Linked DNA regions of Homo sapiens: region 2 is linked to region 1. The links are chromatin loops, found by intact Hi-C in ENCODE. Cell type or tissue: HCT116. All regions are shown on one strand. Links, peaks and the distances in the headings refer to the core of each region. The heading gives the core; the rest is flanking DNA.

Region 1 (12,545 bases), core at 1,819-9,818:
CTCCCTGAATCTTTGGTAAAAAATTATTGAAAATTGATCAAAAATTATTCTTATTAATGGAGGAATATTTGAAATAACAATTTCTTTGGGTTCTAGTTAGAGCACGTTTTCAGTAACAACAAAAATGTAAAAAGCGACATGGCAAAATCACCATTTCCTTTTCAGTTTAGAGGTGCACCATACTGTATCACAGAAAATTTATTCATACTGCTAGACAAGCCAAAATTTGTGGAATAGACATATGTTCAGATACCTCCAAAAATCTAGTAGCATCCACTGTTGAAAAGTCCCAAAAGATATGCTTACTTCAGCAATATTGCTGCTGGTAGGAATTTGTCACTCTTTACATTGTTAAATTTAAATGCAAAAGAATAGAAACTTTAATTCCCATCGTAATCCTTCAAAACTTATCTCTAGTGATAAAAAAAAAAAAAAGCCTTTTAAACTAGGCTACAATAATTTCCCCCAACTATTCGGTAATAGGAATAGAACACAAATTAGACATAAAAAAATCCCGTTCAACTTTTGAACACAATTTTAAAGTGAAAGTTTTATTCTGAATTTGAAATTTGCCAAGGTCTGTGGCTGAGTTTCAGATATCCACTTCCCTTCTTGGCAGCAGATAATTTGGAAATCAGAAGTCTGCACACTTGAGATATTTCCAGGCTTAGAGTGTCAAAAAGACAAGATGACATATGGTGAAGTAAAAGGGATTTCTCACTTTCAGGAACACATTTCAACTTCCAAAACATAAAAATAAATAAGTGCTTTTTCAAATTCATAAAAGAAATAATGAGAATTTTGCCCAAATATTATAGACATATCAACGTTAAGCAGCAAGATGTTTGAGTCTATCACTTCCTGCAAGCTTTCTGCTAAATAGATAAGTTCAAATTTCAGGATTGTCATGTTAACTTTGGCATAAACGTGCTTTTATCTTTGGCAAAGATGACAGTAATCCCCCTCAAAGAAAAATTATAGTGTAATTAAAGTATACAATTTGATGTTTTTATACCAACGTTTCTCTGGGGAGTTTCTTCTATACTCTACTTGCTAATTTTAAGTTCAAATGCGAGTATTAAGGGAATTGAGTTGGAGGAGACAAAGGTCTGTGAAAATGATTCATTCTGTTGTCCATTTACCTTGCTCTTTTTTTTTCTGCCCTTACTGCCTGATTGTTACAAAGGCAGAAGTTGATGTAATCTGGAATTTTGCTACTCCAGTTATTTTAATCTGTTGGTCTTTAGAACACATTGATACATCTTAGCACTTCAAATGACAAGTAGTTACAAATTAAATTAGTCAATTTTGTAACTTCTTTCTGACTATTGGCAGAAGAATTTCGTTTTTTTTTTTTAAAGATTCACTGTGGAGTGAAGGATTAAGCATGCTTGCAGATCTCCACTATGTAGATAATTATTATAGATTATCAATTGTTTCATTAGTATAAATACTTCAAAAATATTTTCTTTTTAATTGCAGAATAACTTAATCGACAATAGTTCTGAGATGATTTGAGAAATTATGTGAAGAAATACTGCAAGTTTAACAAGAAAGTTTTATAAAATTGCCCATATGAATCTTTTTTGTTATTTAGATTTATATAAGGGATATCTTAGTGTGACAGTTTCTTTAGAATATGAGTGCAAGTCTAAACACATTTGGAAAATGACATAAAGTTATCAAAGAAAGTAGCATATTGTAAAAACTCATTTTATAAAGCAGTTTTTCCAAACTGTCAGATTATAGAAAGCATTCGTACATGGGTAGAGTAAGATTTTTCCCCCACATTTATTTTTAGATAATGAGAAATGAACTGTAAACTTTTTAAATGTCTCACTTTGCTAAGCCATAAAATATGGAATTTAAGTCTCCAAATAGCTCCTGATCTTGAGCCACTAATACTCTAGATTCTGTAGTGTTAATAGATTATATTAAAGATAAAAATTGATGTCTTCATTACTTCCAATTTTATGTAAGAGGAAAAGAAAAGGTAAAATAAAATGTATAAGCCTGTATAATAAAATGGTCATTTAAGCCGTGTGGGCCTCAATAATGTATCAATAAAAATAATTTATTATACACTTCATAAGATAAATTAAATTACACTTAGGAGGCAGAAGCACCCTGAGCTTTCAAAGAGAAGCACAGTATTGCAAAAATATGCTTGCTTACACAAGCTATAAATTATTGGCGGATTAAGGTTACATGTATGGTAGATAATTTGTTTGTAGAAATCACCCCAAGTCACTATTTCTCTTAGTTTCATTATAGAAAAAAATATGTTTAACTTATATCTGAGATCATAATATAGCCCATGAACTAGGAATAGAGAAAATCAAACATAGATTAGTATGTATAACATTGTTACCAAATATCCAGTACTATTTTCCAAGCTGACTGTTCCCCTCTATGATGATACTTATGCCTACATTTCTTTACGTTTCACAAGGAACAGATCAGATAAATCATGTATTTTGCATTTAGATTCAGATTACACTTTATCAATAGACTTCTCATAAGACCCTACTCTTCCCTGATGATTGCCAAATAGACATCAAAACATTTCAAAATAACTTACCATTGTCTAAAATTCAGTGTTTATACCATGGAAATATCTGAGGTCTTCCATAGAGTCACATATTAATGTTTCAGCAAAAACCATATGTATATAAATATGTGTGTATATATACATATATGTGTATATACATATATGTGTGTATATACATATATGTGTATATACATATATATGTGTGTATATACATATATGTGTATATACATATATATGTGTGTATATACATATATGTGTGTATATGTGTATATACATATATGTGTGTATATACATATATGTGTATATATGTATATACATATATGTGTGTGTATACATATACGTGTGTATGTGCGTATACACACGTATATACATATATGTGTGTATGTGCGTATATACATGTATATACATATATGTGTGTGTGCGTATATACATGTATATACATATATGTGTGTATGTGCGTATATACATGTATATACATATATATGTGTGTATGTGTGTATATACATGTATATGTATATACATATACGTGTGTGTATATACATGTATATGTATATACATATACGTGTGTGTATATACATGTATATGTATATACATATACGTGTGTATATACATGTATATGTATATACATATATGTGTGTATATACATGTATATGTATATACATATATGTGTGTGTATATGTGTGTATACGTATATACATATATATGTGTGTATATATGTGTATATATATATGCATATATATGTATGACACTAGTAGCTAAAGTTTTTCTGGGAACAACTTTAAGCATGTATTTAAGATTAATGTCCTAAATATTAATTTCAAATTGAGAGCAGTATGCAATTATCCAACCTAAAAATGAAACAAGCTATTTTAAATATATGATTTTAAAAGCCAATGATTCTGTGCATTACTTTGCCAATTTTTCCTTAGAAATGTAAGAATAGTCTTGCAATTCTAATACATTTCTCTCTCTCTGTGTATACACTCTGTATATACACACACACATACAGTAATACAAAATAGAATATATTTTAGTACTTAATTACATACAAGTACACATACATACACATATATGTGATTAAGTAACATTTGGAAAAGAGGCTTTGAATATAGTAAAATAAAGATAGCATGGTAATACCTTTACACAGAAGTCATTTTTTGCATGTATGATTATAACCTTAGGATAACTCATTAGAAGTAAAATTTCTGGCTCAAAAAGCATGAACTGTTTTCAGGATCTATCTATATTAACACCCTAGGTAATTTCGTTCTCTTTTATGAGTTTAAAAAGAATTTATACACGAAACACCCAACTGAGAAGCTCCAATTCTGGCCTCTCTCCTCAAATCTGAAGTGATGGGTCCAAATAAATGATGCCTCCAACTGACAATGTAATAAGTATTTAAAACTTAAAATGTCCAAAAAAGGAAAAAAAAAGGCCATTTGATTTTATAAGCAAAAGCATGTTAAAATCCGAGTTATGTCATATATCCCTATTCAAAATATACTTATTTCTATTCATCTGAGGGAATGAAAGCCAAAATCCTTGCCATGTCTTATAAAGTTCTACATGATATGAGGCATTCTGTCTCTGCTCTTTCTCTCTTTCAGCCTACTCAGTGCCATGTTCATTGGCCTCCTTGATTTACTGCTAACGTGCCTAGCATGCTCCTTCCCTAGGCACTTTCCAAGCACTCTTCCCTCTATCTGGATTGTTTGTCTCCCAGTCCACCAGATAGCAACATGGCCTATTCCCTCCCTTCTTTCAAGTCTCTGCTTTTATGATTTCTCTTACTTACCTGAGACAACACGGTGGTGATCCATGATCACCATTTTTAATATGACACCCTCTATCCTAACACTCCCTTTCTTTTTATCTTATTTATTTATTTATTTATTGAGACGGAGTCTTGCTGTGTCACCCAGGCTGCAGTGCAGTGGGGTGATCTTGGCTCAATGCAGCCTCCACCTCCCAGGTTCAAGCGATTCTCCTCCCTCAGCCACCCAAGCAGCTGGGATTACAGGCATGAGACACCACGCCCGGCTAATTTTTGCATTCTTAGTAGAGATGGGCTTTCGCCATGTTGGCCAGGCTGGTCTTGAACTCCTGACCTCAGGTGATCCTCCCATCTCGGGCTCCCAGAGTGTGGGAATACAGCCACTTTATTTTATTTTATTTTGCTATATATCCCTCATATACACCCAGGCTATTAGACGTTTGTTGTTCTTTTTCTTTTTCCACCCTCCACATAATACCCATGCTGAAGGCATGGACCTTGTCACTTGTATCCAGAGCTGCACTATCACCTTTAGGACATTTCTTGGCTGTGACAGGTGTTCCTAAAATATTAATACAGTTGATAAAAGAATGAAGATATTTTAGGCATATTAACAAATAGATTTCTGCAAGTTTGAATTATTTTAGTCAATCACATCTATGTGTTTGAAGGTGCCCTTTCAACTGTGCTTTAATCAATATTTGAAATGTAGCCCTCTCTGCAACCAACACACACACATACACACTCACACACATGCCCAGCCCTCTGCAAGGCTGACAGGAATGAAGTATAGAAATGATGCAAGAATAGGGCACTTTCACGTTTCACTGTGAGTCGAGTACTCTGTATAAATGGTGCTTTGAGTATTTAGAGAGTTGCTGAGGATTGAAGGAGGAGAGAGACAGGAAGGGTGTAAGACAAGTGCAAAAGATAAATGTAGAGAGAAATAGCACACAACAATAGAAAATAGACTTGGCAGAACTATTTTAGCCAAGAACTGAGATGGGCATTGGATTTTCACATGTGTCCCAAAGCATTGATTACATTTTTTCACCATTTCTGTCAATGTGCTCTAAAAGCTAGCACAGCAAAAGGAAATCAAGTTTTTGCTATATATGTCTTGGAATAGTGAAAGAAAAATACCACAAATAATGAGCCATGATTTAAACTGGATAGTGAAACGATGGTTTATGTTTTACAGTGAAATACTTCACTCTGTTTTCTCAAGAACACTTTGGTTAGCTTCTATTTTTAGTATATAAGCATCTTGTCTTAGATCTCAAAGATGGAGCCCAAAACTTTTCAGTTGAATAAATTTATAGAGCATTTATACATTGTGTTTTCAGACAAAATAGTCTCTCTCTCTTTCTCCCTCTGATGTATCTATCTATCCATATGTACATTATAACTAGTCAATTCAGAGACTAATGATGAAAATGTGCAATAAACCAAGAATTATGATTACTCTAATTCTGAATACATGAGTTTCATTTAAATACAATGTTACAGGAATACCTCATTTCATTAGTCTTTGCTTTATTGTGCTTCACAGATATTTCATTTTTCATAAATTGAAGGTTTGTGGCAACCCCCATGGAGCAAGTCTATCAGTGCTATTTTCCACCAGCATGTGCTCACTTCCTGTCCCTGTGTCACATTATAAGAATTCTCAAAATAGTAAAAACTTTTTCATTATAGTTATATTTGTGATGGTTATCTGTGAACAATGATATCTGGTGTTACTATTCTAATTATTTTATAGCGCCATGAACTGGGCCAATATAAGATGGTGAACTTAATTGATAAACATTCTATGTGTTCTCACTGCTCCACCTACTGGCCACTCCCTGTACCATTCTCTCTATTCTCTCTTTCTATCTCCCTCCTCCCCTTATCCTCCCTAACCCTCTCCCTCCCTGTCTTCTCTAAGCCTCCTTATTCCGTGAGACACAACTATATTTAAATTGGGCCAATTAATAAAGTTCCAATGGCCTTTTTGTGTTCAAGTAAAAGGCAGAGTTGCATATTTCTCAATTTAAATCAAAAGTTAGAAATGATTAAGCTTAGTGAGAAAGGTATGTTGAAAATCTAGATAGGCCTAAAGCTCATTTTCTTGTGACAAACAGTTAGCCAAGTTATAGATGCAATGAAAGAGTCCTTGAAGGAAATTAAAAGTGCTACTCCAGTGAACATGAGAATAATAAGAAAGTGCAACAGTTTTATTGCTGATACAGAGAATGTTTTAGTGGTCTGGATAGAAAATCAAATATTTCCACAAGCCAAAACCTAATCCAGAGGAAGGCCCTAACTCTCTTTAGTTCTACGAAGGCTACGAGAGGTGAATAAGCTACTGAAGGAAAGTTTGAAGCTGTTATTGCAGAGATCTGTTCATGAGGTTGAAGGAAAGAAGCTCTGTCCATAACATAAAAGTGCAAGGTGAAGCAGTAAGTCTGTTGTAGAAACTTCAGCTGGTTACCATGAAGACCTAGCTAAGAAAATTGACATACGTGGCTGTGCTAACAACAGATTTGTAATGTGCACAAGACAGTCTTCCATTGGAAGGAGATGCCATCTAGGACTTTCAAGCCTAGAGAGAAGTCAATGTCTGACTGCAAAGCTTCAAAAGACAGGCTAACTCTTGTTGGGGCTAATACAGCTGATGACTTTAAATTGAACCCAATACTCTTTTACTATTCTGAAAATCCTAGGGCCCTTAAAAATTATGCTAAATCTACTCTTCTTGTGCTATATTAATGGAGCGTCAAAGCCTGGACAGCAACACATCCATTTACAGTATAGTTTACTGTGTTTTAAGCCCACAATTGAGACTTACTTCCCAGAAAATATACATTTCTTTCACAATGTTGCTAATCATTGACAATACATTTTGTCATTCAAGAACTCTGATGTAGATGTACGAGGAGATTAATGTTGCTTTGGTGTTTGCTAACACAATATCCATTCTGTAGTCTGTGAATCAAAAAGCAATTTTGACGTTCAAGTTTTTTTTTTATTTAAGAGATACATTTCATAAGGCTATAGCTTCCATAGATACTTATTCCTCTGATAGATTTAAGTAAATTGGAAACCTTTGGAAATGACTCACCATTCTAGATGCCATTAAGAATACTCATGATTCTTCAGAAAATATCAAAATATTAACATTAACAGGAGTTTGGAAGAAATTAATTCCAATCCTGATGAATGACTTTGAGGGTTTCAAGATTTCAGTGGTGGATGTGACTGGAGATGCAGTGGAAATAGCAAGATAACTAGGATTGGAAGTGGATCCTGCATATGTGATTGAATTGTGGCAATCTCAGAAAATACTTTAATCAATGAGGAGTTGCTTTCATGGTTAGAAGAGAAAGTGGTTTCTTCAAATGAAATCTACTCCTATGAAGCTATCGTGAACACTTTTGAAATGACGATGAAGGATTTAGAACATTACATAAACTTAGTTGATAAAGCAGTGGCAGGGTTTTACAGAATTTACTGCAATTCTGAGAAAAGTTCTACTATGGCTAACATGCTATCCAACAGCACCTAATGCTATAGAGAAATCTTTGCAAAAGGAACAATCAATAGGTATAGCAAACCTTACTGTTCTTTTATTTTAGACCTTGCCACAGCCACCCTACTTTTAGCAACCACCATTCTGACCAGCAGTCATCATCATCGAGACAAAAACCTCCATCAGAAAAGATTATGACTCTCTGAAAGCTCAAATGATTATTAGCATTTTTTAACAATAAGGTATTTTTAATTAAGTTATGCTCCCTTTTTTTTGGACATAATGCTATTTCACACTTAATAAACTCTCAGTATAGGGTAAACATAACATTTATATGCACTCAGAAACCAAAAGAAAAAAAAAACCACAAACAAACATGTGTGTGACTGGCTTTATTACAATATTCCTGATAGGGCTGGGCTCTGTGTCCCCACCTAAATCTCACCTTGAATTGCAATAATCCCCACATGGCAAGGGTGGAACCAGGTGGAGACAATTGAATCATGGGGGTTGTTTTCCTCATGCTGTTCTCCTGATAGTGAGTGAGTTCTCAGGAGATCTTATGATTTTATACGGAGCTTCCCCCTTCACTCAACACTCAATCTCTCTCTTGCTGCCCTGTGAAGAGGGGCCTTCTGCCATGATTGTAAGTTTCCTGAGGCTTCCCCAGGCATGTGGACTGTGAGTCAATTAAACCTCTTTTCTTTATAAATTACCAAGTCTTGGGTATTAATTCATAGCAGCTTGAGAATGGACTAATACAATCCCCTTGATTGTGGTGGTCTGAAACTGAACATTCAATATCTCCAAGGTATGCCTGTATTTGTGTATGGTAATATTGTGATTGATACCACTAATGATTCAACCTTAGATAAGTATACTAAATCAATCATGGTAGTAGTTCCATTGTCTTTATCACTGATTGGTTAACATTTTGATATGCTTGGAATTATTTAGGCCAATAAGAGACCAGGTAAAGCATTTCTACAGCAGTTTGAAAAAAAAGGAAACTTGCTCCTTTGGATAAAAACAAAGAAGAACACTTCCCTCTGAAATGCTAAAACTAATATTGGGTGAATCCAATATCTGGCAAAGGAGTTATACAAAAGAGATAGACATACACCCAGAGACATACCCCACAACAAAAGAAAGGCAGTGATCTCCATGGCAACAAATCGGAACTGACAAGAACAGGCAGTGAAAACTTCGGCCTTTAAGACTGAGTTTTAATCTAGAAATATTTGAATGATATTTGGCTTCAATTGGCATGTTATTATGGGTAAGATTGTTTCATCACTGCTCAGTGCTTTTGAGATTCAATAAACAATGTTGATAGCAGGCATTAAAAATAAAAGCAAATGAAATTAATACCCAATATTGTACATAATTGAGTTGTGACTATTCAACATATCTTATAATATTTGAAATATAAATTAATTATATTAATTTTTAATTACATATTTTTGGTAATGCGGACACTACAATAGTTATCAGCTGATTTCCACACATCTGGAATAACTATTGTTTACCAAACATATTTGTGTTAAAAAGTTACAGCTGTAGTGAAATACGAGGGCAAAAATTATTTAGTACTATATTTATAATATGTAAATTACTGTTAATTGTTCATAATTAAATGTTTTTGAAAGAAAATGAAGAATTATTATAAGTCATATACATAGCTCTATAATGAGAAAAAAGTATGTTTAAAAGTAGGTTTAATTAATGTAATTATAACTTGATCATTGTGTTATTCTTCAATAGGATATCAAGAAAGAAATAGAGTTTAGCTTGGCACACAAGGATAAGTGGGATCCTGCCTATTACCTGTTCTCCTATATTCACCAAAGGAATCCTTGGTTCTAAACAAGCAAAATTTTAAGTATTTTATTTCTTTTTTAGTGTCTTAACTTTCTTTTCTCCTTTTTCCTTATTCTCTTATATCTTATTATAAACTTTTCCTACTTTCTAATCTGACCACATGCCATTTACCTCTGTCACCATAGTATCCTGTGCCTATCATTACAATAGATTTTGTCATGCTTCACAGCACTTCTCTAGTTGCCCATTTCTCCCACTATAATGGAAGCTCTCTGAAGACAGACTTTTCCTTAACTCTTCATCTCTTCTGTTTACCACAGTGTGTAGCATATAGGACACATTTAATAAATATTTGTTAAAACCATGTGTAAACAAATAAATGAAATTAATGAGGCACCAGTAAACTCTGTGTGTCCAAATAAAAAAGAGAAACAGGTCACAATTTAAATTTTAATTTCATATAATGACTTTTGCTATTATTAATTAAACTTCAAAAATATTATCTAAGCCGTCTTCCCAAATATAATCAAAATGGTATTAATCTGTTCTCATGCTGCTAATAAAGATATACCTGAGACTGGGTGATTTATAAAGGAAAGAGGTTTAATTGACTCACAGTTCCACATGGTTGGGGAGGCTTCACAATCACGGCTGAAGGCAAATGTGAAGCAAAGTCACGTCTTACATGGCAGCAGGCAAGAGAGCTTGTGTAGGGGAATTTTCCTTTATAAAACCATCAGATCTCTTGAGACTTATTCACTACCATGAGAACAGCATGGAAAAGACCCACCCCCATGGTTCAATTACCTCCTACCAGGTCTCTCTCATGACACATGGGAATTATGGGAGCTACAATTCAAGATGAGATTTGGGTGAGGACAGAGCCAAATCATATCATTCCAACTCTGGTCCCTCCCAAATATCACGTCCTCTCATTTCAAAGCCAAACATGCCTTCTCAACAGTCCCCCAGATTCTTAACTCATTTTAGCATTAACTCAAGAGCCCACAGTCCAAAGTCTCATCTGAGACAAGGCAAGTCCCTTCCACCTATGAGCCTATAAAATCAAAAGCAAGTTAGTTACTTCCTAGATACAATGGGGGTACAGGCATTGAGTAAATACACCCATTCCAAACGGGAGAAATTGGGCAAAACGAAGAAGCTACAGACCTCATGCAAGTCTGAAATCCAGTGGGGCAGTTAAATCTTAAACCTCCAAAATGATCTCATATGACTCTCTGTCTCACATCCAGGTCATGCTGTTGCAAGAGGCAGGCTCCCACAGTCTTGGGCAGTCCTCCACCGTGGCTTTGAAGGATACAGCCCCTGCTGGCTGGTTTCACGGGCTGGCATTGAATGTCCTCAGTTTTTCCAGGGGCATGGTGCAAGCTGTTGGAGGATCTACCATTCTGGGGCCTAAAGGACAGTGGCCCTCATCTCACAGCTCTACTAGGCAGTGCCCCAGTGGGGACTCTGTGTTGGGGCTCGCACCCCACATATCCCTTCCACAAGATATCATACTGGTGGATTACGTTGATGACATTATGCTGATTGGCTCCAGTGAGCGAGAAGTAGAAACACACTGGACTTATTGGTGAGACACTTGTGTGCCAGAGGATGGGAAATAAATCCAACTAAACTTCGGGAAACTTCTACCTCAGTAAAATTCCTAGGGGTCCAGTGGTGTGGGGCCTGTTGAGATATTACTTCTAAGGTAAAGGATAAGTTGCTGCATTTGGCCGCTCCTACAACCGAGAAAGAGACACAAGGCCTGGTGAGCCTATTTGGGTTTGGGAGGCAACACATTTCTCATTTGGGTATGTTACTCCAGCCCATTTATCAAGTGACCCAAATGGCTGCAAATTTGAGTGGGGTCCACAAAAGGAGAAGGCTCAGAGCCAGCTCCAGGCTGATGTGAAAGCTGCTCTGCCACTTAGGCCATACAACCCAGTAGATCCAATGGTGCTTGAGGTGTCAGTCACAGATAGGGATGCTGTTTGGAGCCTTTGGCAGGCCCCCACAAGTGAGTCACACAGAAGGCCTGTAGAATTTTGGAACAAGGCCCTCCCACCTTCTGCAGATAACTACTCTCCTTTCGAGAAACAGCTCCTGTCATGTTACTGGGCTTTGGTGGAAACTGAAAGTTTGACTATGGGTCATCAAGTCACCATGGGACCTGAGCTACCTGTCATAAACTGGGTGCTATCTGACCCATCTAGCCATAAACTGGGGCATGGGAAACAGCATTCCATTGGCCGTCGACTGAAGGCTGCACTATTGTTTCCCTACTTTTGAGGTTTTGGGACTCAGACTGGCTTCCTGGCTCCTCAGTTTGCAGACAGTCTATTGGGGACTTCACCTTGTGATCGCGTGAGTTAATTATCCTAATAAACTCCCCGTCATATATACATCTATTTTATTAGTCCTGTCCCTCTAAGGAACCCTGACTAATGCAAAGTTTATAAAGGAAAGAGATTTCAATTAATTGTCTCACAGTTCCACATAGCTCAGTAGGCCTCACATCATGGCTGAAGACAAATGAGGAGCAAAGTCACATCTTACACGGTGGCAGGCAAGAGAGCTTGTGTAGGGAAACCCCCCTTTGTACAATTATCAGATCCTGTGAGACTTATTCACTATCATGAGAACAACATGGGAAAGACCCACCCCATGATTCAATTACCTGCCACTGGGTGCCTCCCATGACATGTGCGAATTATGTACAATTCAAGATGAGATTTGGGTGGGACACAGCCAAACCATATCAAACACTATCCTTAATTAATTGTAGACTGTGTATACCAAGTATGTTCCCAAAGTTTATATTAAAACTATATTTTATAAATATATTATGTCAATGGATGAAACTATGAAGCAGACAT
Region 2 (12,545 bases), core at 3,145-11,144, 150 kb before region 1:
TATATTTACTTTGATGAATATTAAAGTCATTAAGTTTTCAAAGTGCACCCTCATTTAGACTGTCTACCAAACATTTTCGAGTCAGGCATTTATTGAAAGTGCATTTTTTACAATGAAATATAGCTAGTTCTCAAATTTATTATTTAATGTACATATTGACAAGGAAGACATTTAAGTAGACACATTACATATACATATATGCAAATGGCATGAAGTAAGAGTACTGATTATCTGGTTCTGATTTCGGTGAGCAAGGATGAATTACTCCACATAAACAATATTATATCAATGTGAATTCGTGTGTTTTAGTTAACCTTGATTTATAACCTTGATTATAACCAAGTGTTTGGTTGGCATTTGCACTATCCAAATCAGGAATCTTTAGTTCAGAATGTTTAAGCACTTCAATATTGTCATTAAAGTCTATATGGGGACATTTAATAATTGTCATTAGGGGTGCATGCAGTATTTTTTTAATTGATGAGTAATATTAAAACACATGCTTTTAAAACACATGATTTTACAGTTTCCCACCCTTGCATGCATAACAAGTAAGAAAATGGCAAGTCTGACATTCTCACACATAGGGAGTTCCACTTTAGGTTTAGAAATCTGTTTAGTCCTGGGCTTCTGATTAACTAGAATACTCTGCCAACCAATCTGACTAGACATGTGGTGTGGCTGATCCCGCCATCAGAAGAGTGTTAACTCTACCTCAGCGTGAAACTTTTCACAAGGTGCTCCCTGGAATGTCTCAGGATAGAGTGAGATCTCCACTAAGCCTGTATGAACAGATTGCTTGGCTGTTTTGTTTCTTCTCAATGTTTGTATCTTTATCAGAAATTGGAATAAGACTTGCAGTTATTGTGACATACCAGCTGGCATAGAGATAATGGGAGACAAGTTGAATAGCTCCTACCTACCTCAAACTGCCAAAGGCTACCAATATTTACTCAAAGTACATAACACTTGCTTCACAGACAAATTAACATAGGTCCATTCAACGCAACTAGATAAGAAGAAACTCCTGAAGGTGCTTTGCAAATTACTAAAGCTTCGGAAGCACAGACTTTTCCAGACTATCTTCTCTAATTAAAAAGTCATCATTTAATGAGTGTGAATTCTAACTGTGTTTAAATGAGAGAAGAGATCAGCCATTAAGAATGGAATACATTTAAAAATCACTGAAGAATTTTCAATCACAACCTATTTTCAGTGGGCAAGAATTCAACTGAGGTTAGATAAAGCCAAACATTACCAGTGTCAGACAATGTTCAACTAGACGTAGAGGGCATTTTATGTGAACTCTTAGATCACACGTGTAGAGAGGCCATGATCCTAGAAAGAGATTTGTCAAAGGAGCACTGATCCTGGGCTGCTTTTTTTTTTCGCTAATCTCAAAGACATTCTTTGTATAACCCAGTGATCATGCTACACTTCACAATCCACTCTTCCATATGACTAATTCATACTATCTCCTCTTCTTCAACCTTTAACATCCACTTCTACACTTGCTTGATAAATTGGAGGAGAACTTTCACATGCTTCCATATCATGTCTACAAGTCTACAATCTACCTGTAACTGTACAAATACTCCTGGTTTTCCTCTTATTATTCCGAATGAATTCTCAGTGTTTCTAGGCAAAATCCTCCCTCCCTCCCCGTCCTCTCTCTCTCTTTCCTTTCCTTTCTCTTTCTCTCTTTCTCTCTCTCTCTCCTTTCTTTCTTTTTCACTTATTTTTGAGAGAGTCTTGCTCTGTCACCCAGGCTTGAGTGCAGTGGTGTGACCTTGGCTCACTGCAACCTCTGCAAGTTCAAGCAATTCTCCCTGCCTCAGCCTCCCCAGTAGCTGGGATTACAGTAGCCCGCCACCATGCCCAGCTAAAAATCCTCACTTCTTTTGTGCTAGAATCTATCTGATTTTACTTGCATAATCCAATAATTCCAGTAATTTTTCTCCTCTTTTTTAGAAATCATATTTTCTCTTCCATTCTATGGATTTTTTAATATCTACTTTTATTTCTCAAATTCTAAAAAGAAGTTTCTTTTTATTCTAGTATTAAATGAAATAGTCAAATCTCAGTCTTCAATTTATTTGACCTATTAGTAACATTTAATTCAGTTGTTTACTTCTTCCTTCTTGAAGCACATCCACCTCTTTCCACCTGGCTTACAGGAAAGCAAATTGCTTTTTATTTTCTTTCCCTCACAGGCCTCTAGTTGTCAAAACATTTAAATAGATATCTTAAACTTAACAAGTCCAAAACAGAACTCTTTTCACTTCTAAATCTGCTCTTCTCACAATCTTTCTCTTCTAATCTGTGGCAACTTCATTCTTCCAATTACTCATAAATATTAAAGTTACCCTTAACTCTTCTCTTTCTCTTGTCCCCTATATTAAATCTGTCTGGGCCGGGTACAGTGGCTCACGCCTGTAATCCCAGCACTTTGGGAGGCCAAGGCAGGTGGATCACGAGGTCAGGAGTTCAAGACCATCCTGGCCAAGATGGTGAAACCCCGTCTCTACCAAAAATACAAAAAAAAAATTAGCTGGGCGTGGTGGCAGGCACCTGTAATTCCAGCTACTCAGGAGGCTGATGCAGAGAATTGCTTGAACGTGGGAGGCGGAGGTTGCAGTGAGCTGAGATTGCATCACTGCATTCCAGCCGGGGTGACAGAGCGAGACTCTTTCTTAAAACAAAAAAAAAAGCCTGTAATCCCAGCACTTTGGGAGGCAGAGGCGGGCATATCACGAGGTCAGGAGATCAAGACCATCCTGGCTAACACAGTGAAACCCCATCTCTATTAAAAAAAATACAAAAAAATTAGCCGATCGTGGTGGCAGGCACCTGCAGTCCCAGCTACTCAGGAGGCTGAGGCAGGAAAATGGCGTGAACCCGGGAGGCAGAGCTTGCAGTGAGCCGAGATCGTGCCACTGCGCTCCAGGCTGGGCAACAGAGCTAGACTCTGTTTCAAAAAAAAAAAAAATCTGTCTGCAAATTCTGTTGACCCAATCTTCAAGCTATACCCAGAACATGACTATAGTATAAACACCTTTGCCCTGGAATAAGACATTATTATCTCTTACCCAGTTACTGGACACATTTTCTAATTTTCACTCTTTCTTATGGCTGTGTATAGTTTATTCTCAGTATTAGCAGCTAGCAATGATCCTTCGTAGGCTTTCTAATTCTTACATTAAGAGGTAAAGTCTTCGTAATAGTCTATAAGGTCCTCCATGATTTGGTCACCCATCTCCCCTCAGCCCACATCTTCTATTTTTCTTCTAGTGCCACACTCTGCCTAAGTCTCATAGGTCTCCTGACTCTTTCTGACACTAGATGTTACCGACAAGTCTTTGTTCTTACGGCTCCCAAGATGGTTGTGAGCCGCTCCCAAGATGGTGGCTGGTGGCTCCCAAGATGGTGGCGGGCAGCTCCCAAGATGGCGGCAAGACTTTTGTTCTCTGACCTGGGGTTCTTGACCTCACAGATTCCAAGGAATGGAACCTTGGGCCATGCAGTGAGTGTTATAGCTCTATTAGAAGCTGTGGGTCACGGAAGAGAACTGTGGAACCCAGCAACTAGTGTTCAGCTCTATTTGGACGAACCCAGGCACTTGGCCATGCAGGAACAATGGCGAGCCTCTAGCCCGATCCAGTGTGGCAATGGGTGTCTTGCTGGATCAGGAGCACAGCAGAGACCCTGCTGGATCCGGAGGGGTGGAAGTCAGTGGCAGGTCTGCGACAGTGGCAAACAGCAGGGGTGGACAGCGAGTGAAAGCTCAGCTCGAGCCGTAACAAACACAGACCAGAAGAGTGTGCAGTTGCAATATTTAATAGAGTGAAAGAGCTCCCATACAATAGGAGGGGACCCAAAGAGGATTGCCCCCCAAAGTGGGTTGCCACTCCCGGCTTGAATGCCTGGGGTTTATATTCCAATCATTGTCTCTCCCCCCTGTGCTCTCAGATGATAGATGATTTGACTTTTCTTTACCTCCTGCTTTTAGCCTAATTCGTATTTTAGTGAGCCCTCTTTACTACCTGATTGGTCGAGTGTGAGCTGAGTTACAAGCCCCATGTTTAAAGGTGGGTGCAGTCACCTCCCCAGCTAGACTTAGGAATTCTTATTTGGCCTGGGAAATCCAGCTAGTCCTGTCTCTCATAAATATGCACCTAGCAAGAATTATTCATCTACTGTGCCCCATACCTGAAAAACTCTTCCCCCTATTTATACATATGGTTTACTTCCTTGACATTTTTAAGTCTTTAAAACATATCACCACCTCTATAATACACTCTGATCACCCTTTTAAATTTGCAAATGGGCCCTCAACCTCTGGATCTATCTATCCCTCTTTCCATTTCCATTTTTAGCCCTTGCTCTTAACACCTTCTCACGTTCTGAATATTTTGCATATGTATTTTATCATATTCTCCCAACTCAGAAATATTATATCTTTGAGAAGTTCCCTTTCTTCCTTTCCTTTCCCTTCCTCTCTTCCTTTGTCCTTTCCTTCCTTTTTCTTTCTTTCTCTTTCTTTCTGTTTCTCTCTCTCTTTCTTTCTTTTTCTCTTTTTTCTTTCTTATTTTTTCTTCTTTCCCTCCCTCCCTCCCTCCTTTTCTGCCTGCCTTCTTTCCTTCCTCCCTTCCTTCCTTTTCTTCTTTTTCTTTTACTTATTATTTTTACTTAAAAATTAATATGTGGCTCAGTTATCTTTCCTTTGGAAAGTACTGATCTGGACAATAGCTGGGAGGAAAAGGACTACCTGGAGAGTCAGTCTTTGTAGGCTTTATAGTAAAGCCTTAGTTTGTCAGCAAAGATGACAGCTGAGCTTTTACATTAAGACAAAGATGATTAGGGCACACTCAATGACATTTTTAAGACAACAATTCCTGCTATTTTCTTCTGTTCTTTTTTTTTTTTTTTTTGAGACTAAGTCTCATTCTGTTGTCCAGCCTGAAGTGCAGTGATGCGATCTCAGCTCCACCTCCTGGGTTCAAGGAATTCTCTTGCCTCAGCCTCTCGGGTAGCTGGGACTACAGGCGGCACCACCATACCTGACTAATTTTGTTGTATTTTTAGTAGAGACAGGGCTTCACCGTGTTGGCCAGGCTGGTCTCGAATTCCTGACTTCAAGTGATCTGCCTGCCTTGGCCTCTCAATGTGCTGGGCTTACAGGCATGAGCCACTGTGCCCGGCCCTTCTCCTATTCTTTAATAACCTAGAAAGCATCTCTTTGCTATTTTTATTGTCTCTATTTATGCAATTAAAAGTTTAAGAAACATTTAACGTGTCATTGAAATAAATCTCTAATAATATTGTGTACCTTGGTATCTTATCAAGCAAAAACTGAGTTACATTTCTTTGATGAAAACTTGGTAAAATTGATACTTCAGTGGTTACCATCTCTACACAGGAAAAATACAGGCTTAATCTCTTGACTCTAAATAAATTAATTATGGCCTGGATGTGTTTTTTGTAATGCAGTATATATTATTTACTTCACACAATCCCTCTTCAGCATTACAAAGTGAATAAAGGTTGAGTATCCCTTATCCAAAATGCCTGGGGCCAGAGTGTTTCAGATTTCAAATTTTTTCAGATTTGAAATATGTATACAGACATAATGAAATATCTTGGGGATAGGACCCAAGTTTAAACGCAAAATTTACTTATGTTTCATATACACCTTATACACATAGCCTGAAGCTAATTTTATTCAATATTTGAAACAATTTTTTGCATGAAATAAAGTTTGTATACATTGAACTAACAGAAAGCAAAGGTGTCACTATCTCACATTGGTGCTCAAAAAGTTACGAATTTTGGAGCATTTCAGTTTTCACATTTTTGGGTTAGAAATGCTCAATCTATATTAACATCACGTTTGGCAAGATGCATCAAGGATTTCTGCCAGGATATGTTTAGCTTGATTGCTAGGAACGTATATGATCTGGGACAGAAAGCACTATCTAATTGATTTATAAAAAGTAACTAAGGGAACTTTTAGAAGATGAGGTTTTTCTCACTTCAATGTATGTCTGATGTGTGGCAATTATATGCCACATATTATTTCAAAAAGAATTGCTTAATTTTTTGTATAATCTGACAGTAATTTGATTCCTCTTCTGTGGCACATTTAAAACCTTAGACTACATATTATTTTTTCATCAAATATATCAAAATGGTATTACACTGCATGTGTAGAAGTGTTATACTGAGATTGTAACAACAGAGGCCAGTAAAGCACTAGGCTTTGTGATTTCACAAGATGAAATTGCCTTAATAGTAGGAAGAAAAAAAACCAACATGTTTATTCTGGAGGATAAATATAAAACATGTATGCTTATTCAACTCTAATTATATATCAAAATACTTTATTTTCATATAGAAGAGAAAATGAAAGATTTTTAGAAATGGAAGAGTTTGGCACAGAAACTGAAAATCATATATGAGCTCTGAGCATATGGTTAAAATTTGAACTTTCTGTTGTCAGTGAGAGTTTTTATTCTTACTGTTTTATAATAGAGACTTTGGGGAAATGTGTATTTTTCAATTCATCTCCCAATTTTGCTTTGACCTTTGAATATTAATAATAAAGAGTCTAGTTACCTCCTATGAATCTCTTTTACAGTAATACAGTGAAATACATACAGTTTACTTACTACACATTTTTATGGGCCAGAGTGTAATCAATTAAAAGAAGGGGCATGCTCTGCGTTCATGAACACTTCTTTTTTCTTGTCAACAGATCTGCCTCCCAAAGTACAATTTTGATTTAATTTCATTGGCATTTTAGAATGACAAAGAGCAGATTTTTAAAAATATTAACTTGTTATATACTTCTTTTTCCAATATAATTTATTACAGCATAATATAGATTTATTTACTTTTGCCAAAATAAATATTGGCAAAAATAATGGAGACTGGCTAATTAAATTAGCTTTTAAAAAGTATAAGTCCATTTTCATCTCAACTGTTTTAGATAGGTCAATGGAAAAACCTTCAAGGCATAATAGATGAAAAATAAAGTTTTTAAGGTATAATGTATGAGAAAAATCTGTTCAACACATGGCAGATCTAACTTCATGTATTAAAAAGAAATTGACATTTTAAAATTGCTGTTTTTATGTTCCTTTCTGATTTCAATAGTGATATAGGATACAGTTTGGAGGCACAAATGCTAGAGAATTGAAGTTTTCTCTTTCTGCCAAATCTAACGTATGTATCTTAATTATTTAAATCTTATTTTACTCATATTATTTCATGCTTGAGTAAGAATGATGAGATGACCTTACTTACAGGCTGATGGTAAACTTATAAAGTACAATTTTAATTTAATTTCATCAACATTTTAGAACGATGAAGAGCACTTCATCATTCTAAAGAATGACACTTTTTGGTGTTTGAAATAGCATACTGTGTTGTTGTTACTATATATATATACAGTTTATATAAAATATTAGGACCTCCTTTCATAGAAACTATTCACAATAGACAGGGAAACCGTTTAGAGTATGAGTCTACATTTATGTGAGATAGAAAAGGAAGCAAAATTCAATCACTTCTTGGCTTTTTGGCTAAGATCAAGTGTAGAAAGCAAAATTCAGTTAATTTCAGTATAAATAAAGTTTTACCCAACTGACTGAGTAATAAATGATTCAAAATACTTTAGCAAATATCTGTTTGCCTCAGTATAGTGAAATAGTTGGCACTATGACTGCCTTAATTGAATATCATGAAAACAACAGCATCGTATATATTCTTCACTGTGGACTTGATTATAAATTATTTAATGACATCTACCTTCTGTACACTTGCTGTTGATGGTCTTACTCTTCATGAAGTTAGAAAATTATTTGGATTGAAGTAAAACAATTAAATAATCATACATGCTGTTGAGTTTATGTTAGTGACTTCAGTTATTATATGCTCCTTATGGCCCTCAATAGTGGCACTGTCAAAAGGAAGCCTCAGTTCTGCAAGACTGCGTATGCTACCGTTATGATGCATTTGAATCAGAACCAGGCCAACTGGCATATCATAAAGCTCAATGATAAATATAGAATAATTGTTTACAAATTTAGCTTGGCTTAACTTCAGCCACAAGTAGAATATATACACGTATTTCATGACAGAAACTATGATTTAAATAGATCTTTATTAGGGTTAGAATGAAACACATTCAAGACCTCTTGATTAATTGTCTGAGGGTCAGTTCAGGTCATTCATTTACTTGTGAATTGGACTGGTCTTAGAGTAGTGAATTAGAATTTAGAGCTTTCATATAATAAATTATATTTTCATTGCAGTCTTTATTCTTGGGGTTTCTTACTTTGTATGTATATATGTGTGTATGTGTATATTTATATAAATTTAATACAAATAAATGACAACTAGCACATTCCTAATACGGAAAAAAGAAGTAAAATATTTCTTTTAATGATTAAAAAGCTTGAATAAAGTCAACCCACATTTTTCAGTTAGGTCAGTTTTGCTATTTCTTCGTTTCTACCTGGAGCTCAAGAATAAGAACTTTTGAACTGGGAATGTAGCCACCTGAGAATGCCAGTAGGGTGAATAGTTCAACAAAACTGTAATACAACATTTTGATGTATTTGGAACCAAGATCAATAAAGAACTGTTTAAAGTATTTCACTAGAGGCATTAATGGGGCTGTTATCATTGAGCAGCTTCTCTTGGTAACTCCCATAGTGCTAATAACATAATAATATAGAACAAAATCCTAATAGAATAATAATTTCAGCTAGCAACTCAGAATAGAAACTAACTTTAATTATGAGTGCTGTGGGGTCATTTGTGTAAATGTTCCAAAGAAGTCAAGTGGTTGTTTGCATTAGAGTTACTAGGATTCCAGAACCTTTCAAAAAAGAAGCAATATGTCAGCTTATTTAAAACAGTGTAGACTATATATCAATTTGGCTAGCACTCTCTCCTCTCTCAAAGCTTTGCTCAAATCTTGCCCTCATATTGAAACCAACATACAAACCTTATTTACTAATAAGTCCACCACCTCAAGTCCCCAGTAGCCCCTGGCATTCTGATTCCTCTTTCTGCTCTATTTTTTTTCCTTTTCTCCATACCACTGTAAGACTTGAATTTTCAGGAAAGTATGACTCTTCTGAAATATGGAATCTTTCAGCAAAATAAATATGGTATTTGAACACATTAACAGGATGACTATATTCCAGACTGTAACTTAAGTATCTCTAAGTAAAGCTCTTCACCTAATTCAATCTTTATCTGAATCAAATTTCTACATCGTTGCTGATTTCCTTTCCCTTTCCATGATTGTAATACATCTAGTAGTAGCCGTGACATTTTTACATCACATTGCTACATTTTAGTTATAAAATTATAGTTGTTACAGTAATTTTAAAATATAAAATAAATTTGCTAGTATTGAAAAATGAAACCTGTTCTCTGATGATCCAAAGCCATTTTTTGTTAACATCTTTGTATATCTTCTTCCATTATTCTATATTAGTTATCATGTGAGATCTAATTTTATGTTGTGGATTTTTTTTACATAACATTATAACACAAGTACTTCTTAAGTTAATGTGAGATCTTCAGTAGCTTTATTTTATTGACTGCATCTTATCATATAAAATGTATAGGCCCAAATTGAGCCCCCCATTTAACATTTTGGTTTTTTATTCATTCTAGGTCTGCAGTAATCTTCAGTTCTGATCCTAGGTTTATCATCACGCTCAGATAATTTTTTGTAAACTGCAGGCCTCAAAGATTAGGCATTTAAAAACAAGAAAAAAGAATAAGAAAATCTGTTGCCTTTTGAAAAACTCTATAATTTTTCAGAGTCTATAGAAGTTTAATTTATCTTAGCCTGTTTCTGTATATTTGTTTCTGATAATTTTCTGAATTTTTGACAGGGATTCAAATAGGGCATATTTTACCCTTTCCTTATTGCATTTTAAGGATAAAACATATCTTTTAGATAATTTTAAACATGTTTTTATATTATTGGTCATAATTGCATTACCATTCTCTGTAGTGAAAATCAGCATTATACTCATTTCATTGTTGATATATATTCCATAATCATCACAATCCCCATTGATCTTTCAAAAACTTCTCCATCTAGCCACTCATTTACATGAAATATTTCATTAACTTGTTACATAACTAAATATAGCTCACATTTGATTATTTAATTATAATGCCTCATCGTCACTTAAGTATGAGGAGAAGTAGATATAATATCCACAGTAGGTAGCATAAAACTATTAATGCATAGAAATAAATATTTTCTAGGAATCAATACAGCACTTGAAAACCCAGCAAACCTTCCTCAATCTTATTTTAGTGTTGTAGGACAATCAAGTTTCAGTCTATGTATAGATTTACAAAATAAGAAAAAAATAAATTCTGTGAGAGAGCAGATACATTCAGGTAAAATTACCTAGCAAATCTTTTCATAGAAGTGCTTACCATGGCCCAGTTAGGAAGGACCCATTCCATTTGCACAAGACCTGTTTATACAATAGTGTCATATTACCAATGCAATTATATAGGCCTGGATGATTCATGGGACAAATTAAAGCATTGAATAAAGTGTTATTGTAGTCATTATCCTTCATTGTAAGTGAGCATTTTCACAGCATTATATAAGTATTATGCATCATAAAGTTAATAGGGAAACAGTATTAACTATGTTGCTGCTTTGTATACAGATTTCCTTTGGTGTTTTGAGTGGTGAAATGTGTATAATGTATTATTGAAACCTTTACTACAGAGTAATAATTTCTCATACTGTGTTTAGGATTCATGCCCAATCCCCCAGGTCACTAATTTAGAATGATTACATTTGCTGGTATATTCCAACTCCAATCTGCCCATTGTCTTTAGAACACATGTATTATATGCAAGAGGCAGAGTCTTGCTCAATTCATGTTAGTATCTGAATGAATATGAATTAATGGAAAATATATGCCTATATTATGTATAGATTTATATGACAAATATCTTATTTACTTCCTGTTTAATGTCTGCTCACTGACCACAATAGCTCTGACATCCCTTTGCTACATTCTGACTGACCTAGATCCAAGACTCTTGGTGGCAATAAAGAGATTATGCTGACAAGAGTGGTAAGGAATAAAATTTACTAGTTTGAAGACATGCATTGCAGATTTTCTGAACCTGTGTTGAAGTATCTATTATCGGTAATACCTGTAGTGAAACCATCTTAATATGTATTAAAATTTTAATAAACATCAATGCATTAAATAAATTATGTATTTATTTAATGATCTAGGTAAGGAATTGCAAAAGATGCTAATGTGTAAAGAGCATGTCTAGCCACATAGAACAGCTCTCCTTCTCTTTTTCCAGTACTACTTTTGTTTGTTTGTTTGTTTTTTGGTTTTTGACAAGATCTCAGTCACCCAGGGTGAAGTTCAGTGTTGCAATCTTGGCTAAATGCCTTACTCCAACCTCCGCCTTCTGTGCTCAAGCAATTCTTCCACCTCAGCTTACCAAGTAGCTAGGACTACAGGCACACACCACTACACTTGGCCAGTTTTTAAAATTTTTTGTAGAGACGTAGTCTCACTATATGCCCAGGCTGGTATTGATCTCCTGGGCTTAAGTGATTCTCCCTCGTCGATCTTCCAAAGTGCTGGGATTTCAGGCATGAGCCACCATGCTCAGCCAACTACTATTTTTCATTAGTTGCAATTGTTTATAGTTATCTTTTCCAGCTTCCTAAAAATAACAACATTGCCTCTAACAGAAGTGAATCTGGATAGTCACTTAATAACGTGTCCAGCAATAAGTAGGCAGAAACATGCCTTGTATTCTTGTTGTTTTTTTTTTTTAAGGACTGAACCAGAAGAATAAGCGTGGCAAAGTTGAACATTTGCCTTTTGATTATAGAAAACTGTTTGCATGACAGCAAAAACATATAAAGTTAAACCAAGTAGTGGTTTAAAAGAGTGAGCGTGAGGCTACTAGATGAATATATTGTGCAAAGATATAATAATTCTTATTTTGAATACTGAAGTTAAATATATTTATATATGTAATTCTAATTTAATTATATTAAATATATATTACATAATAAAATAAATTTATGAAATGTGAATTACATAGTTTTTTGTTGTTGTTTTGGTTTCTAATCTCACAGAAACAATCTGCCATTCTGTGAGAGAAAGGCCAAGTGGCTGTAAGCTATTAAATGGTAGCTGTCCAAATACTATTACAGGAAAGCAGTGTTCATTCTCTCTTCTCTCCCTCAAACTTTAAAGTATTTTTTTAAATAAAAATGCAATGATCATTTAAAATTTAATGATAATATGAAAATAAATACAAATTTTTATCTAAAAACGTAAGATGTTTCAATACACATTTCAATGTGCTGGAAACTTTCCATTTTATTCAAAAAATCTGCTCCATGTTAAAAGCCTTGACTAAAGAGGAAGTTTTTATAATCAAAAACAATTTTTCTTTAGATAACATTGTGTACAATGCTATATATCTCTCTTCCTTCGGCTTCCCTG

The links. A loop is a pair of places that touch in the nucleus more often than their neighbours do. Peaks named below come from ENCODE experiments on the same cell type or tissue, not always from the same donor. Only the 100,000 strongest peaks of a DNase experiment are listed, where the experiment ranks them.
Region 2: a loop joins it to region 1, with 2.1 times the contacts of the local background. A loop is called at or near these places in 10 of 110 quality-filtered maps.

Annotation. Positions count from the first base shown.
Region 1 is chr6:95,196,969-95,209,513 of GRCh38, reverse strand. No RefSeq gene overlaps it. Among named protein-coding and RNA genes, the nearest start is that of MANEA-DT, 370 kb to the left of the region's middle. In HCT116, for the core only: a CTCF peak has its summit at 6,164 (motif pointing left); a DNase peak (open chromatin) is centred at 6,193.
Region 2 is chr6:95,345,957-95,358,501 of GRCh38, reverse strand. No RefSeq gene overlaps it. Among named protein-coding and RNA genes, the nearest start is that of MANEA-DT, 230 kb to the left of the region's middle. In HCT116, for the core only: no CTCF peak of the experiment used is centred there; a DNase peak (open chromatin) is centred at 6,211.